2 separate regions of the Homo sapiens genome follow, and region 2 is linked to region 1. A link is an interaction called in ENCODE POLR2A ChIA-PET data of the cell type or tissue named here. Cell type or tissue: A673. All regions are shown on one strand. Links, peaks and the distances in the headings refer to the core of each region. The heading gives the core; the rest is flanking DNA.

The links. ChIA-PET counts read pairs that join two places held together with the same protein. Peaks named below come from ENCODE experiments on the same cell type or tissue, not always from the same donor. Only the 100,000 strongest peaks of a DNase experiment are listed, where the experiment ranks them.
Region 2: POLR2A ChIA-PET joins it to region 1 with 6 read pairs; 2 of 35 experiments call an interaction of 5 or more read pairs at or near these places.

The regions. Positions count from the first base shown.
Region 1 is chr7:128,944,952-128,953,993 of GRCh38, reverse strand. It overlaps IRF5 (interferon regulatory factor 5), which reads right to left. Exons shown (of 9, transcript NM_001098629.3): 3 at 7,960-8,149; 4 at 7,432-7,493; 5 at 6,938-6,971; 6 at 6,459-6,764; 7 at 5,873-6,265; 8 at 5,666-5,784; 9 at 3,956-5,421. The coding sequence ends at 5,176. Among named protein-coding and RNA genes, the nearest start is that of IRF5, 12 kb to the right of the region's middle. In A673, for the core only: a CTCF peak has its summit at 6,511 (motif pointing right); no DNase peak of the experiment used is centred there.
Region 2 is chr7:129,395,437-129,405,867 of GRCh38, reverse strand. AHCYL2 (adenosylhomocysteinase like 2) reads right to left here. Exons shown (of 17, transcript NM_015328.4): 5 at 8,544-8,646; 6 at 5,484-5,578; 7 at 2,383-2,489; 8 at 655-771; 9 at 1-32. It also overlaps the pseudogene RNU7-16P. Among named protein-coding and RNA genes, the nearest start is that of STRIP2, 34 kb to the left of the region's middle. In A673, for the core only: a CTCF peak has its summit at 3,420 (motif pointing left); a DNase peak (open chromatin) is centred at 4,247; H3K27ac peaks cover 381 bases.

The DNA of each region.
Region 1 (9,042 bases), core at 1-8,000:
CTAATTCACACCAAAGCTCATCACGCTTACATTTTACCCTTTTGTGTAGCCTCAGTGGGAAAGGGAGTTGGGTTACTCTTTCAGTTAAACAGTGTGGTATGGTTTTTCTACTATGGCCACCCAAGTAGACAGTTTCCTGACCTGCAGATTTATTGGTCTTTAAAAAAAAAAACTTTATTGAAGTATCATTAACATAATTTGCATGTGTTTAAGGTATACACTTTGATAAGCTTTGACATAAGATACATCCATGAAACCGTTATCACAATCAGGGTAGTGAACATACTCTTTATTTCCAAAAGTTTCCTTGAACCCCTAGGTAATACCTGTTTCCTCCCTCTTCCCATCCATCCCCATTTCCACATAACCACTGGTTTGTTTTCTATCACTGTAGATTAGTTTGCATTTTCCTGAGTTTTTAATAAATGGAATCATAACAGTCTGTTATGGCAATTGGGCTTTGAGCTAATACCTGCAGAGCTGTATTCTAATGTGATAGATCTGGCAGTGTTGTTGATATACTGACACTTCTCTGCCTTTTCTTTGCCTGTCACTTTAACTTTTTCACTCCTGGGCATAAATCCTCAAGCTACAGAACAATAGGAATTGGTGAAACAAATCTTCCAGCATAACATCAGTGGTACACAGGGTTTTAATCTCTAAAGAGGCAATATTAGAAGGAGAGAAAAAAACTTGAGTGTTTATAGAGTGATATCAGATTCCAGGGATCAGCACATTACCCCAGCCATCCCTCTCATGTTCTGGCTAAATAATAAAACCTTTAAGTTTTGTCCAACCATAGGTCCTTGAAATAACCAGTTGATTTTGCTCTGTTTAAGGAATTTGGCTGTTTTCACAGGCAATTGTGTGGGGAACTGAAAAAAATGTGTGGAAGACTTAATGCAGCCCTCCTTAGCCACTGAAAAACAGCATGTGGAATGCATATCTAAAGCTATAGCTTTGCAAACAGCCCTGTGTTGTTAATGGTGTCAGAACCTCACTGCTTACTTAAGCCTTACAGATTATTTGAAAGGGCTGCTCTGAAACTTTCGGCAGAGCAAGGATGCCCATCTAGATTTTAATTTAAAAAGGAACTGTTCAGGATCAGCTCACCTAATGGAGATGCTGTGTTTCTGCATGGCATTGTCTAGTAGAAATAGGATGAGTATCTCCCGTCCATGTGGGCAGGTCAGCTAACTGCACCTGAACTTGCCTAAGTCATCTCCCCACAGAATTGTCTGTTCCGTGATAGGATTAGCCATGAAATGTTGGCCATGATTATGTGGAACACAGATCATCAGCATTGGGGCTATTTCCAGCAAGACTGTACTAAAACACAGTAACTTGTAATCCTTATGTATCTGAAGGGAATTGTTATAAAGAACAGTAACTGAGAATGCACACCTAAGACATAAAGGAAACTGTGCTTTTGAATGGCATCAACATTCATGAGTTTATTTAAATGTCTACCTTGTGTGGCCCTGATTTAAGTGAATCATAAGATGAAAGCCAAAACCAAGAGACCTTAAAGGTTCAAGATTTTGCAACAAGATGTGCCTGATTCTTTGGGATAGATTACCAGCAAATGAGAACATTGCCTTCCAAGAATGCTCTTTCAGCAAAAATGGGAAAAGCCATTGATATCTTCTACTCTACAGAGACTGAAAAGGGTACGTTTTTTCTTTTTTTCCTTTTGTTTTGTTTTGTTTTGTTTTGTTTTTTTGTTTTTTTTTTTTTGAGAGGGAGCCTTGCTCTGTTGCCCAGGCTGGAGTGCAATGGTGGGATTTCAGCTCACTGCAACCTCTGTCTGATGGGGTCCAGCGATTCTCCTGCCTCAGCCTCCTGAGCAGCTAGGATTACAGGCACCCACCACCATGACCAGCTAATATTTGTATTTTTAGTAGAGATGGGGTTTCACCATGTTGGCCAGGCTGGTCTCGAACTCCTGACCTCGTGATCTGCCCACCTCGGCCTCCCAAAGTGCTGGGACTACAGGCGTGAGCCACTGCACCCGGCCAGGGTAGGTTCTTTATGTCAAAGAGCTGAGAGTCTTAAAAAGGGTATATTTAGTTGGTTATAAGGATGAACTTGGTGGGGACAAGGAGCTTGAAAGAAGGGAGAGAAACTGCTGGGGCTAAAGGGATGCATTCATCCCCAGGATGTGGGCATCAAGGTCCTGTGGGTTCCAACTTAAGCTCCAGCACAGGCCACCAGAGCAGCCAAAAGCTATTACCAAGGGGAGCCCTAGCCTGGCTTGGGAGCAGTGAATTGTACCTCACACTGGCCTGCCTTTACCTCTGGAGTTTGTTACATCTGTCACTTCTGGATACTGTTCATCCACAGCTGGCTACTACAACACAGAGATCTGTAAGTGACAGCCAGGTTTTCATTGCTGTTTTCATTTTAGTTTTAGGAAACCAATTAATACAAATTCAGGGAAGATTTTTGGCAGTTACTCAACTGCTAGCAGTACTGGGGAAGTCAGCCCACTCGTGGTCGCGAGGGGCACCTGGCCCTTCCAAGCTTCCCCAATTCATCTACACTCAGTCTCCCTGCTCCACCATTCATCAAGGGTTGCAAACTCAAATGCCCTTAGGGACACGGAGAGCAGTGAAAGGAAGCAGGCCAGGAGAGGACCGTATTGAACTGGGAGAACATTCCCCATCCAGAGTTCCAGCTGATTTTTGCCTTTGAGGAATGTATGACAGTGTTTTCATATTTGCCAGTTTTTTGGAAGAAGCTGGAAACCAGATATGTGACATCTCCCTTCTCCTAATCTCAAAACATTGACAATTGCAAGAGGGAGTAGAACTGCACAGGCCTGTGAAGAAAAAGGTGCACACCTTTGTAAATGATTGAAAACTAAGACAAAAGGAGCACTACGTAATCACTGTACTCTAGTTGGTGAAGTTTAAGAGGATGCAGGTGAATAATACTAAAACCACGGTACCTGTGTACATATAGATCAGGGAGGATGAAGAGTAACTATGATAGAGGAACCTATCACTACCTCAGTCAGAAACAGTGATAAATCAGGTTAATAGTATGCACCCTTGATATGATGTAGTGGGAATGATGCTTCACCTCTGTGGTCTTCCATACAAAAACCATGAGAAACAGGCGGGGCACAGTGGTTCACACCTGTAATCTCAGCTGTTTGGGAGGCCACGGTGGGAAGATCACTTGAGGCCAGGAGTTTGAGACCAGCCTGGGCAATATATTGAGACCAGGTCTCAAAAAAAAAAAGCCAGGTGTGGTGGTGTGCACCCGTAGTCCCAGCTACGTGGGAGGATCATCTGAGCCCAGGAGTTCAAGGTTGCACCATGGCACTCCAGCCTGGGCAACACAAAGACCCTATCTCTAAAAACAAATGAGAAATACATCAGATAAGCCCAAACTGGGGGACATGCTTTAAAAAATGGCCAGTATTCCTCAAAACCATCAAGACCAACAACAAGAAAAGTCTAAGAAACTGTCATAGACCAGAGGAGTCTAAGGAGATGTGACAAGTGAATGTAATGTGATATCTTGGATAGTATCCTGGAACAGAAAAAGGATATCCGAAAAACTCATGAAATCCAAATAAAGAAGTTGAGTTCATAGTAATTGTCCACATGGTTTCATTATTGTCACAAGTGTGCCATAGTAATGTAAGATGTTAACAATTGGAGAAAGTGTGGGTCCATAGGAACTCTATTAGGAACTTTTCCATAAATCTAAAACCATTCTAAAATTATTTAAAAAAATCTGTACAGGCCACTTAACCATGTGAAAAGCTACTCAGCCTTGCTGATAATGAGAAGTGGCACTGAGATACTATCTCACCTGTCAGGTTGGCAAAAATCCAAACAGTGACAATATATTCTGTGGACGAGGCTGTGGGGCAAGGTATCCTTGAACATTTATGGGGGTTTAATCTATTTTGCGTTGCTGTAAACGAAGACCCGAGGCTGGGTAATTTATACAGAAAAAGGTTTATTTGGCTCACAGTTCTGATGGCTGGGCATCAAGATTGGGCATCTGCACCTGGTAAGGGCCTGGGGCAGCTTCCACTCAATGGCTGAAGGCAGAAAGTGGGCTGGAGTGTGCAGAGATGACACAGATGAAGTGAGAGCGGGTAGGTGCCAGGCTCTTTAACAACCAGCTCTGGGGGGACTAAGAGAACTCACTCACTGTCCCCACCTCGGGGGACAATATAATAAATATATTAAATATATCAGGATGATTTACATGCACTGCCCTGATATATTTAATAGCACAGGAATATACACAAGAGAGTGACAGATTTGAATGGTCCCAAATGCAGCTGCAATGCTAGCCCACCCTTTTATGGGAAAACTGATTCTGACAGTTTTCCAGACTGTGCACACATTTAAAATTCCACACCCTTGCTTCAGCCAGCTTCCTCCTGGAAGGCAAAGCCAGCCAGGTGAGTGTTTATGAAGGCCCAACTGACCCATCAGCCCAGAAGCCAGGCCCTCCCAGTGCCAATGGTCGCAAGCTGGGGGCAAGTGCTTGGGGAGTGGGCCAGTTGGCATCCGAAACAGGGCCTGGTGGAGCAGCATGGGAGCAACTGGTAGTAGTAAAAGGAAAGAAACAGCTGAGTCTGTTTTTAACATTCATTAATCCAAAAATACATAAAAATTATTTCTGCTCCAGGTTCTTGGACTCTCAAGAAGGGGGTAGCTGCCAGCCTTGAGCATCTGATATGATACCTAAGTGCTCACTCATATTATCTCAGAGGACAGGGAGATGAGGAAGTGAGTCTCAAACCAGGGAAATCAGGGCCATGCCCTGCAGAGGCCCTGTGGGGGGACTTGGCCCACAACACTCTGGCTTTTGTTGCCAGAGGAAATGGGGCAATCACAAGAGTGGGCCACCCTTAGGCAATTCCTCCTATACAGCTAGGCCCCAGGGTTGGGAGAGTTCTTTCCCTGCTCATGGCTGAATTTCCCGAGAGCCAGGCTGACCAGACCAGAGACAGCCCAGGAGAGAAAGGCCCGGGAAGGCAGGGGCTCGGGCCTTTCTCCCTCTCCTTCTTGGCCCAAATCCACTTCCAGGAAACCCAGAGGTAGGACCCTGCAGCCAGCCAGGTGCTCATCGGGGCTGTCACATCTCCACATCAGTCCGCACCGCCACCCAGGAAGCCAGGGCCAGTCACCGTCTGCAGCCTTGTTATTGCATGCCAGCTGGGTGCATAGGCCAGGGCCCCTGGCCAACACCAAGGCCTGCTCCAGGAGGGGCCTGGGCCACAGGCTGCAACCGCTGCTGGGACTGCCAGATGTGATGGAGCTCCTTGAATTGCTCCACCATGCGGTCTTTGAGGTCTGGGTTTGAGATCTGTAGCCGGATACTATCAGCTGACCAAGATAGCTCCCCTGAGAACATCTCCAGCAGCAGTCGAGCTGCTACAGGCACCACCTGGGAGGCAAAGAGGAGATGAGACAGGGAGACCTGTGGCAGGGCTGCCAGATCCAGCTGTGCATGAGGACAGCCATCAGGGGTGAGTAATAGACCGCATTCTCCGGCTCTGAGCCTTGATGGTCTCTGGCCGCCAAGTTCACACTGCTCAGGGAGCCCTGAGCCTCCAGCCTGGGGCAAGGGCCTAGCCCCAGGATTCCCCAGTTTTCAAGCCAAGGCCGACTTTGGGATAGGGGAGATGTACCTGTACAGTAATGAGCTTCTTCTCTCGGGGTTTGCGGTCAGGCCATTCTTCCCCAAAGCAGAAGAAGATCTCGAAGGGTGGTGGGGTGTTGGTCTGGCCCTTTTGGAACAGGATGAGCTCTGCATCAAAATCAAGGTCCCTAGTCAGAGGCTGGAACCATGCCCTGGGCAAGAGGCAGCCAGGAGGATCACAGCTTTGGGCCCTCACCATTGAGAAAATGCTCCAGGCTGAAAAGCTTGGTCTTGACCTCCCGCTGGATGGGGTTGGGGCATGAGTCATGGGCTGAGGCACAAGGCCCGCTCCAGAACACCTTGCACTGACACAGGCGGATGGCATAAAGGTCCTGGCCCTGTAGCTGGAGGATGAGCCCGCGGTCCAGGACATCCAGCAGCTGGTTCGTGTAGAAGCGCTGCTTGTCACTGGGGATGTCCTCAGGGCTGGGGAAGCGCACTTGCTCCAGGCTTATGGGGCCGAAGAGTTCCACCTGCTCCTGGGTGGCCTCCAGCTGGCTGTAGAAGAGCCGGCAGCCATGGGGGTTGCTGATGGTGAGGGCCCGGGGTGGCCGCCCCCGGTACTGAAACTTGATCTCCAGGTCGGTCACTGTGGGGCAGAAGGCAGGCCCATCCCGTCCTTGAGCCCCACGCCTCCCCATTCTGCAGCCCAGTGGCCAGGCCCAGCCCCATCCGCCCTCCCACTTTTCCCACCCAAGGGAGTCCAGCACCCTCCACCCTCCTTGCCAATCCTACCCCAATCCCCCAGCACTGCTTCCCCGTGCCCAGCCATGGGTCCTTACGAGGCAGCATGTGGGGGCTGATCAGCAGGTCTGGCAGGAGCTGTTCGCCTGCAGGGGGCAGGCTGGCAGGCAGGGGCCCAGGCTCCAGGACCTCAGAGAGAAGCTCCCTGAAGCCAGCAGGGTTGCCAGGGGGAGGAGCCAGGGGGCTGGGGTCTGGAGCAGGGGGACCCAGCACCACGGGCGGCTGCAGAGTGGGCGGCTGCAGAGTAGGCGGCCGCAGAGTGGGCGGCTGCAGAGTGGGCGGCCACTTGACATCCTCTTTGAGTAAAGAATAGGGTGTCATGTGGGGGCCAGACTGCACTGCATCTACAGAGAGTGCGTGTGGACGGCTGTCAGTGCCACCTCCACGAACTGCCTCCCAGGCACACCTCCTCCCAGCCCTGGGCCACCCTAGCCTCCCATCAGCCCCCTTCCAGGTACCTATGGTACCTATAGCTTCTCTGTATACTAGACCCCCAACCACCACCTCCCGGCCCCACCTGTGAGGCTCAGGCTTGGCAACATCCTCTGCAGCTGAAGGGACACCACCAGCAAGGGAGGGAAGAGATGGGAGAGAAAGGAGGACAGGTTATTCCACTGACCTGGGGCTGGGGAAATAACAGGCGAGAACTATGAGGCAACTCCCCTAGCCTCAGTTTAGCTCAGGCAAGACCCTGCCTCCGGTCCCAGCTCGTCCATCCCAGGCAGGTCAGAAAAGCCCTTTGCCTCACTTTCCTCATTTGCCTTCTGCAGGGAGTCAGACCTACCAAGCCCCAACTGCTGCGTGGGTCACACACACAGGGTAATGACAATGCCCTGGGAAGGAGCAGGTGGGGACTGTGCTCCTATCGTTCAGAATCCCAGGAGAAGAAACAAGGAGAACTATTGAGAGGGCCACGGGGCTCCATGGGAGTGGGGCTGCGGAAACCTAAGGCCGATGGGGACAGCAGAGAGCTCGTCCAGGGCTCCACCTGCCTCCTCAACCCACACTCACCTCTTCCTCTTCTTCCTCCTCCTCTCCTGCACCAAAAGAGTAATCCTCAGGGGGCTGGGAGTCTGCACAGCAGGGAGAGAAAAGCAGGGCAGTAAAGGAGTCAATGTCGGAGGAGAAGCAAGATCCCCTGAGAGGCTGCCTGTAGCTCCTATGCAGCTTCTGCCTTCCCCAAAGCTGCCCCCAACACAGGGCGAGGTGGAGGGCACAGCCACCAGGATTGGGAAAGACCTCCCCGACTCCATGGGCCATGAGACCTAGGCTGGAGCCAGAAGCCAAAACGAGGGCAATGGTAAGGAAGAAGCACCCAGGTCCCTGACTGCACGCCAAGCCATTCCTGATATGCCAGTGACCCATCCCAGCCACTCCTGGAAGCCCTGGGTGTCATGACCTAGCGGGAGCCCCCGCATCGTTTCCTGGACCACTGCCTGCTAGAGGGGCCCTTGGCCTGCCTGCACCCAAGAGCTCATGGCTGGGGGCCAGGACATTGCACAGCCTCCCAGGTGGCCCACAGAGGGCTAGGCCTGATACCTGTGGGAGCAGGGCCATTGGAGCAGACCTCGTAGATCTTGTAGGGCTGAGGTGGCATGTCCCGGGGCCCGTCGTAGATGAGGCGGAAGTCCCGGCTCTTGTTAAGGGCACAGCGCAGGTTGGCCTTCCACTTGGCCGGATCGGCTTCATCCACGCCTTCGGTGTATTTCCCTGTCTCCTTGGCCCAGGCCTGGGGCAGGAAGAAATAGCCGACCACAGAGAACCTCATCCCTGCCACAGCCCCAGTCTGCCTCCTGTCCCATAGGAGACTCTACTGTGTGGGGAGAACTTCGGCTACAGGCTGAGCCTCGCTGAGCCCCAGACCTGGTTTGCAGCGTGGGAGTCTGCCACAGTCCTGCCCCAGCCCTCAGGCTGCCAGCAAGCTACATGAAATCTAGGGGCTATGAGATGCATCCATAGTCCCTGCTCCTGGGAGGGTGAAACAGTGTGATCTCTAAGGAGGACAGCGTGCGGGATAAGGGTGAGCACCCTGGAGCCAGGCTGGGTTTGAATCTGGAAGTGCCCCCCGCCAGCTGTGTGCCAGGCCATGTCACTGCCTCCCTTTGTCTTGATCTCCTCACAGTTGCCCACCTCATGGAGTGGCAGCGAAGACTCAAGGGGTTGATGTTGGCTGGGCACAGTGGCTCGCACCTGTAATCCCAACATTTTGGGAGGCCAAGGTGGGAGGACTGCTTGAGCCCAGGAGTTGGAGTCCAGCCTAGGCAACATAACGAGACTCCTGTCTTTACAAAAAATTAGCTGGGCATAGTGGTGGGTGCCTGTGGTCCCAGCTACTCAGGAGGCTGAGGTGAGAGGATTGCTTGAGCTGGGGAGTTCAAGGCTGCAGTGAGCCATGATTATGCTCTGCACTCCAGCCTGGACGACAGAGTGATACCCTATCTCAAAAAAGATGAGGGGAGTTGATGTCCGTAAAGCACTCAGAGCTAAACCTGCACATAGGACAGGCTCGAGACACTGGAGCTGTTGGTATTATTTTGAATGGCAATTAGGTGAGGTGAGGGTTACCAACATTTCTTTCTACCTTTTAACCCAGCTATTTGATTTCTAGGAATTCATCCTAAA
Region 2 (10,431 bases), core at 946-8,945, 450 kb before region 1:
CACCAAACATCATGTCTGTTGTCCTTTTAAGTCTAGGGGAAAAAAAAACATTAAATCAGAAAAATCTTCTCTTGTTTCTCCCTTGAGGTTAGATTGAATCTCTTTGTTTTCATGGGGTTTTTTGGTTGGTTTTTCATTTTGAAAGAAAGTCTGGTTTCTTTATTTTTTTAAAGGGGTTTTCTGGTAAAGACCAGAAAACCTGCTAGACAAATTCTAAAAGACCTGTAACACTGAAAGTCTGGTTTCTATCCTAGAGAAACTAATGACCAGACAGGAAGGTTAAATAAAATACATATTTTCTCACTCCCTGCCATCTAACCAATCCTATATGTAAGGGTTTTTTTCCTTTTTTTTTCCCCTTTCTTGCAAGTGGTGCAGAAAGGAAGAAGATGTAGATAACACAGTAACTTTTAAACATAAAAGCAACATACATTTATTAGATAATATTTTGAAAATATAATATTTAGAAATAGAAAAGATACAAAGGAGAAAATAAAAATAATGTAATTTTAATTTATGAGGTGACAAAGCTCTGGCTTTATGGAGACATTATCCAGAGGTGCTACATGAATCCTTTCCAGAAATAACCAAAGCCAAAAAACTTAGAATCTCAACTGGACATCACAACTTCATCTCAAAGATAATAAACATTACCCATCAAGAATTGATTCACGGCAACAGTAGAGGTTGTCAAATTTCTGTTTGGTGACTGAGTCATTGACATTCATGGCTGGAACACACAGCTTCCCAGCTTTGGACAGTTGGTACAGCCTGAGGATGAGGGAAGCCAAGAACAAAAAACACCAGGACATTACAATCTACCATTGCTTTCATAGGAGGCCCCAGAAATACGTTGATTGGGTAGGCATGAGACCATGAGACATGACTAGTTTCATCCTGTTAGGTGGCCACTGAGAAATAAAGAATATCTTTCTAGAGCCTGCATATATAGCTTCACAATAAAGATTTTATTCAAAAGTCATGTGGGGGAAATCCTTGACCCACCTCTAAATTTTAAGGCCTTCACTGGAGACTATAAAAAGTGGGAGAGTGGGAGCGGGTTGAAGGTTGAAAAATTACCTACTAGGTACAATGTTCACTAAATCTGCACTGGTCTCCCTGCCTGCCAGAACTACAAGTGCATGAGACTACGCCTGGCTGTTTGTGCTTTTATTGTTTGTTTGTTTGTTTTGAGATGGAGTCTCACTCTTGTTGTCCCCGCTGGAGAGCAATGGTGTGATCTCAGCTTACTGCAACCTCTGCCTCCAGGGTTCAAGCGATTTTTGTGCTTCAGACTCCTGAGTAGCTGGGATTATAGGCGCCCGCCACCACACTCAGCTAATTTTTGTATTTTTAGTAGAGACGGGGTTTCACCACGTTGGCCAGGCTGGTCTTGAACTCCTGACCTCAGTTTTGTACATTCAAAAAGATGATAATGTATTGAAGCAGTGATGGTGGCTGGTTCAGAATTTACTTCCCTACAACTTTTTTTTTTCATACTTTTAGTTCTTTATGGGTGAAATAAATCATAGAAATGATCACAGAAATTGAACTGAAATAATTCCAATTTTACTCAGAGAATTATTACTCATTTGAGAAGCAGAACCCTACATCCTTGCTCTCCATGTAAGAATGTAAGCTCTAAGATGGCAGAGTTTTTTTCTGTCTGTTTTGTCTACTGCTAGATTCCTAGCATCTAGAGCAGTTCCTCATTCATTGTAGAAGTTCAATAAATATTTGTTGAATGAATGAATGAATATATGTGTCCAAAAAGGACAAGTTAATTGTTTACAATCACTAGAAAACATGAGGACTTCACTTGTTCTCCCACCTGCCCCCTTCTCACTATTTTAGGTTCATTATTTGTGTTGTTAATTAAAAAAAAAAAACAAGAGAGATCTGCTCACCTCATAGCAAGCTGAGATCTGGTCACCTCATAGCAAGCTGAGATGTGGTTACCTCATAGCAGGCTCCAATTTTTTTTTTTTTTTTTTTTTTTTTTTTTTTGAGATGGAGTCTCGCTCTGTCACCCAGGCTGGAGTGCAGTGGCATGATCTCTGCTCACTGCAAGCTCCGCCTCCTGGGTTCATGCCATTCTCCTCCCTCAGCCTCCCGAGTAGCTGGGACCACAGGCGCCCACCACACCAGGCTAATTTTTTTGTATTTTTAGTAGAGACGGGGTTTCACCGTGTTAGCCAGGATGGTCTTGATCTCCTGACCTCGTGATCCGCCCACCTCAGCCTCCCAAAGTGCTGGGATTACAGGCGTGAGCCACCGCGCCTGGCCCAGGCTCCAATTTTTAACATGTGTTTTATAGGTATGTGTTTATAAGATTTTATGTCTAGACTGCATAAAACCAGGTATGCCCATGTCAAATCTTACCTGTGAACTCCAGTAACACTCTCCTCTACTATGCCCTTGATTTTCTTAAACATGTTGGGATACTTTTTATAAATCCAGTGGGTAAGATCCCCTCCATCATCCAAGATCTGCAATAGTAAGCATCAATAACATCATTCACTTTGCTGAAGTCTCAAGGCTTCAGTGCTTCTCTGGGTCTTGCATCCCAATCTAATTAGCAATTTACAGATATTTAAAATTTCCCATATGGTTATGCAAAGTAACTTAAAGCCAGAGTAAATACAATAATCTGCCAAATAGTCATTATATTGAAGTAAAAGACAATGAGAGGAGAAAGGCCAATTGTAATTCGCGCAGCCAAACGACCCTCCCCGTGACATATCTACTGTATCAAAATATACAGCAACTAACCGAGGATTTTCTTATGGATTGGTAACTTGTAGTTACTAGGCCACTAGATCTTGAATCTACTATAGGTATTCAGAAAGCCTAAAGGGACTTTAAATATATTCAGTCAAGACTTAGTTTAAATAAACAGCCTCAGTTTACACAGCCTCTTGAGAAAAAAAAGAAAAATAAATCAATAAATGGTCAGATAATTAAGTCTCCCTGTCAGAACAATGGTTTATAAAACTGTATTCCTTAATCCTTTTCTTCTCCCAAAGTATAGGCACTCTCCCACCCAAAATATCAGGCAGCACTGTAGGGTTTTGCCTAGCACAACCTCACACTCTGTACAAACCAAATTAAAAATAACCAGGGAACCGTGCAGCATGTAGGTGTGCAAGCATGCCTCTGAACAGCTCATCTATCACTATTTCAGGTTGGGATTAAAGATAAACACAACGCTGTGCCCACTGGAGCTTTCATCAGCAGAGAAAAGCTTTTGAATTATAAAACTAAAGAAAAACCAGCTTAGAACATTGTTAGGCACGAGGCTGTGACACTTCAGTCCTTCCCTAGGCTGTCAGAAGTGTTTAGCAGGACTCTGCAAATTGTTATACCCATCCTCCTGGAAAGTCCCACAGAACTGGGTTGCCCTCTGCTGACATGCACCCATCTTGCAGTCTCATCAATTATCAACTCTACTATAAGTGCCAAAACTGCCATTCTGGACCCCAGAGTACACAAAATCCCCAACCTCATGTCTACCACCTGATCTCTTTTTTGCTTTTGCTCTTGCTGTTGACCTATTTTCTCTCACTCAAACCTTGCTTGAGAACCAGGATCCAAGTTAGGACTCTCATCAAAGCTCTTGTACTTGCTCCATACTACAAGTAGAAACCCCCAGAACAGATGCCCCAAGAAAGCAAAAAGCTCTTCTGAGTTTCTCTCTCCCATTCTCCATGTATGGAATCCCTGATGAAGTTTTCCCTTCCACAGAAAAGATAAGAGACAAGAGAGATTGAACAACTGGAAACTCTGTGTTGTAAGTTTCACTATTCTTATCCACTAGAGACAGTAGTTGCTGTCTCTAAGATTTACTTAATGAATGCTGCCCATAATTCTCACCATATAAATCTACTGCAGAAAATTATTGTCATCAGGAAATCTTCCAGAGGTTGGGAAGCAAGGAGAAGTACTAAATCTTGACAGAATCCAAACAGGTATGGGTCCTGTTTTCTGGGGTGACAACTGTTTTTGTCCTTGTCTTACTCTCTTTATTAACCTTCCTAGCAGTTTGTGCTGGTTCTACAGTTTGTAAAAGTTCTCCAGGTATAATCCTAATGTCCTCCCTGGGTTCCTGACTTTAAAAATCAATGTTTTATTCCCAGGAGAAACCCCCTGGCATATCTGCTTCAGCATCTGTCAGTCACACTCCCTTGTGTCACTATTAAAACTGTTGGAATGAGCTGACTCATCTTACAGCCACTGTCAACTCTGCTCCCCCACCCCTTTAGGATATGAAGCTCTAACCCAGCTTCCTCAAACAAGCCTGGTGCAGTGTGACCTGGATCACAGAATTCAGAAAGAAGCTACTTCTCTGCCATGCACCAAGTGAGGCCTGCTCTGCAGCCTTCAGCAGCAAGCAATGGTTGGACTAGAGCTTCAGGGATTCTTTTCTCAGTACATTCCCTAATTTCTGCCCCCTCCCCCTAGGGGAGAGGGCAGAATTATTTGCAAAATAGGAGCACCTTATACTTTGTGTAGCTTTTTTGGGGGGGGGCACTGGGATGGGGGCATGGTTTCACTCTCTCACCCAGGCTGGACTGCAGTGGTGTGATCTCGGCTCACTGCAACCTCCACCTCCTGGGCTCAAGTGATCCTCCCACTTAGGAGTCCCAGCCTCCTAAGTAGCTGGGACTACTACTACAGGTGCATGCCAACACATCCTGCTAATTTTTGTATTTTTTGTAGAAAGCCTATGTTGCCCAGGCTGGTCTCGAACTCCTGGGCTGAAGTAATCCACCTGCCTTGGGCTCCCAAAGTGCTGGGATTACAGGCCACCACACCTGGCCCTTTGTGTAGCTTTTTGCCTCTTTGCAAATCTAATGTGCTATGAGGCTTCAAGACTTGATCTTCTAAAAAATAAAACAAAAATAAAAATGAAGCAAAAATTAAAACCCTAAAACTTCATCTCGTCTTTTTTAATGTGGGGAAAGAATATAAAGAGAAGAAATTTGAACTTGTAAGCTCTTCAGGTTTACTATAAATTCATTATATGAATATTATTTTTATTTTTTTTCTAGTCCTGACTAACATTACAAGTATATGGATTCTAGAGAGAAGGCTAAGTATCTCCAGAGTTCTGGGGTGGTTTGTTTGGGTTTTTTGGTTGTTGTAAGGGGTGGGAAGTAGGCAGTAGCAGGGGATGGAAACTCATTACTATTGTTTTTTAACCAGCCACATGTGAATCCTGGGCAGTGCTTTAATGTTTCTAATGAATATAAATGCTTCCAACATTAGAACCAATAATTAAGGCACTCTGAGGTTATAAGAGCTTCAATACTCTTGGGGTACCCGTAGCATAAGAATCTAGTTCTGCTGGAAACCCAGGTATATCAGATAGAAATGAAGCCATTTTCCTTCCTTCTTGTTGGGAAACCCTCTCCTAGGCCATAACCTCCACCCATCCCCATTCCTGACCCCTACAGAATTGTGTTAGCAGAAATCTGACCCACCATGTTTGGCTGCCAGCCCTCCACATTCACACATCTATCGATACACCACCAAAAGTCATCTTCTGACTCTCCCTTCCAGGCAAAAACAGGAAATCCTGGGAAAAAAAGGAACAAAGGGAAACCATTAAAGACCAAAAAAGGCTGACCCCCTAATTTTAGTGAGAAGATTCTGGTTTTTCCTAATTTCCAACTCTCTCATTCTGCTATACTCCTTGGATTGACATTCTTCACTGATTGGCGTTGCCTTCAGCCCCTTTATCCATTCCTTTGTCTTTGTTGGTCATTCTGCTCTTATTAGCCCAAGGAGGACAAGCAGAATGGACAAAAGTATGACAGTTGTTTAAAATGTAATGAAAGGGGGCCAGGTGCGGTGGCTCACTCCTGAAATCCCAGCACCTTGGGAGGCTGAGGTGGGTGGATCACCTGAGGTTAGGAGTTCAAGGCCAGCCTGGCCAACATGATGAAACCTGTTTCTACTAAAAATACAAAAATTAGTTGGGCGTGGTGGTGCATGCCTGTAATCTCAGCTACTTGGGAGCCTGAGGCAGGAGAATTGCTTGAACCTGGGAGGTGGAGGTTGCAGTGAGCCAAGATCGTGCCACTGCACTCCAGCCTGGGCGACAGGGCGTGACTCTGTCTCAAAAAAAAAAAAAAAAAAAAGTGACTAAAGGGAAAACAAAAACCAGAAACAGGTACTTCTTGATCCACTCAAACTGGCATTCTCACCATTTCCCAATTACACTTTAATTTTTCTTGCTTCTATACTTTAATCATTCCACCCTATTATTAAGAAAAAAACCCTTACGTGTTTCTCCACTTGCTAAAACGTTACTAGAATTCATAGCCCAGTTAAGTGTCATGTTCCTAATGAAGTCTGATTAACCCAGCTGGAAATGAGCTCTCAAGGAATCTTAACTTTTCTTTTCTTTTTTTTTTTTGAGACGGAGTCTTGCTCTGTCACCCAGGCTGGAGTGCAGTGGCATAATCTCGGCTCACTGCAACCTCTGCCTCCTGGGTTCAAGCGATTCTCCTGCCTTAGCCTCCTGAGTAGCTGGGACTACAGGTGCGTGGCACCACGCCCAGCTAATTTTTGTACTTTTAGTAAAGACGGGGTTTCACCATATTGGCCAGGCTGGTCTCGAACTTCTGACCTCATGATCCGCCCACCTCAGGCTCCCAAAGTGCTGGGATTACAGGTGTGAGCCACCGCGCCTGGCCTCTTTTTTTTTTTTTTTTTTTTTTTGAGATGGAGTCTCACTCTGTCACCCAGGCTAGAGTGCAGTGGCGCGATCTCGGCTCACTGCAGCCTCCGCCTCCTGGGTTCAAGCGATTCTCCTGCCTCAGCCTCATGAGTAGCTAGGATTACAGGCCTGCACCACCACACTCAGCTAATTTTTGTACTCTTAGTAAAGACAGGGTTTCACCATGTTGGCCACGCTGGTCTTGAATTCCTGACCTCAGGTGATCCACCTGCCTCAGCTTCCCAAAGTGGGAATCTGAACTTTCCTAAGCCTCTTGTTTGTGTAGTGAATATGGATTTATAATCTGTCATGGCATTTATTATATATGTCCTTGTATCATCATTATTTATATATGTGTATTATCTCACCAAAATATAAGATTCTGAGGGTAAGGACATTGTCTCATTTGCCCTTACAGCTCTTAGCGTAGGTCAGTAAGCATTTGTTTAAAAAAAAAAATGGGGCAGCCGGGTGCGGTGGCTCACACCTGTAATCCCAGCACTTTGGGAGGCCGAGGCAGGCAGATCATCTGAGGTCAGGAGTTCGAGACCAGCCTGACTAACATGGTGAAACCCCGTCTCTACTAAAAATACAAAAATTAGCCGGGTATAGTGGAGGGCACCTGTAATCCCAGCTACTCAGGAGGCTGAGGCAGGAGAATCGCTTGAACCTGGGAGGCAGAGGTTTCAGTGAGCCGAGATCATGCCACTGCACTCCAGCCTGGGCGACAGAGTGAGACTTCATCTCAAAAAAAATAAATAAATAAAAATAAAAATAAAAATAAAAAATAAAAATTAAATTAAATTTAAAAAAAAAAACAGAAAAAAGAAATGGGCTGGGCATGGTGGCTCACACCTGTAATCCCAGCACTTTGGGAGGATGAGGCAGGAGGATCACTTGAGGCTGGCTGTTTGAGACCAGCCTGAGCAACACAGCAAGACCCTGTGTCTTCAAACATTTTTTTTAAATTAGCTGGGCATGGTGGCACATGCCTGAAGTCCCAGCTACTCAGAAGACTGAAGTGGGAGGATCACCTGTTCCTAGGAATTGAAGGATGCAGTGAAACACGACTGCACTACTGCACCCCAGCCTGGGTGACCCAGCAAGACTCCGTTTCTACTTTTAAAAAAAGGAAAAGAAATGAATGCGTATGTACAATTCACTGGGGTACACATTTAATATTTGTATTAATAAAGTATTAAATATTTTTCTATCATATATACAGCCATAAAATCTTATAAATAAGTAAATTAAAATGAAAGAACAAATGAAATGCTGAGAGTGCTAGCTGTACTGCCAAAGAGTAAAGGCAAGAGGCTGGCAAAGTCCAAATTTCTCTATTTCTTTTGTCCATCAAGTACCAGTGGATGTTGTGATCAAATATTAATCTGCCAGGTCAAGTCTTCTTTACTCCTGAAGCAGAAACACCAAACATTAAGTCAGGGCAAATTACTTGCTGGAAAACCAACAGAGTCACAAAACTATGGCTGAAGCATTTTCTCCTTTAATCCATGTTACCTCAGTGAGTAGTGTTCACTAGTGCTCTGCTATTAGTGAATTAGTGAGTTAAAACAAAGCATTACCTAACAATAGAATATTAGACATAGGTAGATATTTGTCAACTGTAAAATAGCAAAGTTAACTAGATCATATTTGACAAGCGAAGGCCAGAAAAAGAGCAAATTCATGAAGAATCGAGATCCATTTCTTCCAAGATAGTTCTTTTATTGTCAACCTTCTTTAAAGATTTATGCTGAAACATAAAGTAAGTCTCCAAATAGACTTACTTTAGCCAAAGGCACAGAGAATAAGCTCTTACCACTTTCTGCTAGAGCAGCAGCCACTTCATTGAGAGTGGAATAGATGTTGCAGGCAGCCCATCGGCACTGGGCCCCCAGAGCACCCAGAGTTTCCATAAGCACCTGTATTAAAGACAAAGCAGGGTATGAGCAAGCCTGGGCCAAACAACTAGTCAAGGAGATAAAGTTTATATATTTTACAATCAGAAAATACAACGGGAATGACTTAAGCCAGTGATTTTCAAATTGGGCTCTACAGAACCTCTTCAGTATTCTAAGAAGGCAAGTATTGGGGGAAGCCATGGGAAGAGGGAGGCTCCAGCTGACTCTATGTTTTTACCAATTTAAATTAAGCTTCCCCATAAGATTTAATAAACCAAGGACTTCAGAGCCAAAACTTTTCTGAAAAAACAGATTTACAGTTCTGCTTCTGCTTAGAACATACAAAGCTACAAGAGAAGCTCCCACCTTAACGACAGGAAAAAGCTGGGTAGCTACTAGGAAGGCTGAGGTGGGAGGACTGCTTGAGCCTGGGAGATGGAGGTTGTAGTGAGTCATGACTGTGCCACTGCACTCCAGCCTGGACAACAGAGTGAGACCCTGTCTCCAAAAAACCAAACACACGGCCAGGAACGGTGGCTCACGACTGTAATCCCACTTTGGGAGGCTGAGGTGGGCGGATCACCTGAGGTCAGGAGTTTGAGACCAGCCTGGCCAACATGGTGAAACCCTATCTCTACTAAAAATACAGAAAAATTACCCAGGCATGGTGGCGCATGCCTGTAATCCCAGCTACTCGGGAGGCTGAGGCAGGACAATGGCTTGAAACGGTGAGGCGAAGATTGCAGTGAGCTGAGATTGCACCATTGCACTCCAGCCTGGGCAACAAGAGCAAAGCTCTGTCTCAAAAACAAACAAATGGCGGGGCGCGGTGGCTCACGCCTGTAATCCCAGCACTTTGGGAGGCCGAGGCGGGCAGATCACAAGGTCAGGAGATCGAGACCATCCTGGCTAACACGGTGAAACCCCATCTCTACTAAAAATACAAAAAAAAATTAGCCGGGTGTGGTAGCGGGCGCCTGTAGTCCCAGCTACTCGGGAGGCTGAGCCAGGAGAATGGTGTGAACCTGGGAGGCAGAGCTTGCAGTGAGCCGAGATTGTGCCACTGCAGTCCAGCCTGGGCAACAGAGCAAGACTCCGTCTCAAAACAGAACAAAACAAACAAACAAATAAATGAACAAATAAACACACAAACACACACAAACCCCAAAAACTGGGTAATCTACAAAGCCAAACTTTTCTTGAGCCCATCAAAGATTTGAGGTCATAAAGCACAGAAGTGAACTGCCCTCCAAAGAGTGACAAATCCTTTTAAAGAGAGAGGGAAGACTGTTTCACCTTTGGCAGTGCATGGGGGGAAGAAATGGCTGCCACAGATAAGAATAAGAAAATATCAGCTAAACTTTTGAACAATTACGAAAGGCTGGGTGTGGGAAAGTGTGTCAATGTGGAATTTTTTGAAGCTCCAGACACAAGTAGATTTCCCATTCACATGCAGGCTGTTTTCCAGAGGCTTCCACCCAGTGCTCAAAACAAAGACTGGGGCAGGGAGCTGATTGGCTGTGCTCAGAAACAGACATGAAACCTGGGCACTTCCCTACACTCTTCTCTCATAGGAACCAAAGCCTCAAGCTGTAGGAAGAGCAGGAATTGGGCCTGCCATTAGGGACTAGGCAAAGATCCACTGTGTCTGGAGGAAGGCAGAAGCAAAAACTCTGCCTCTGGGAGAGGCACAGGAAAACCTCTTGGGCCCAGGACAGTTCACTGATACAAAGTAAGGATCTGCTACCTCTCCAGCTCTCCAGGAAGGGCAGGAAAATATGTCTTGCCCAAGACCCACCACAGATT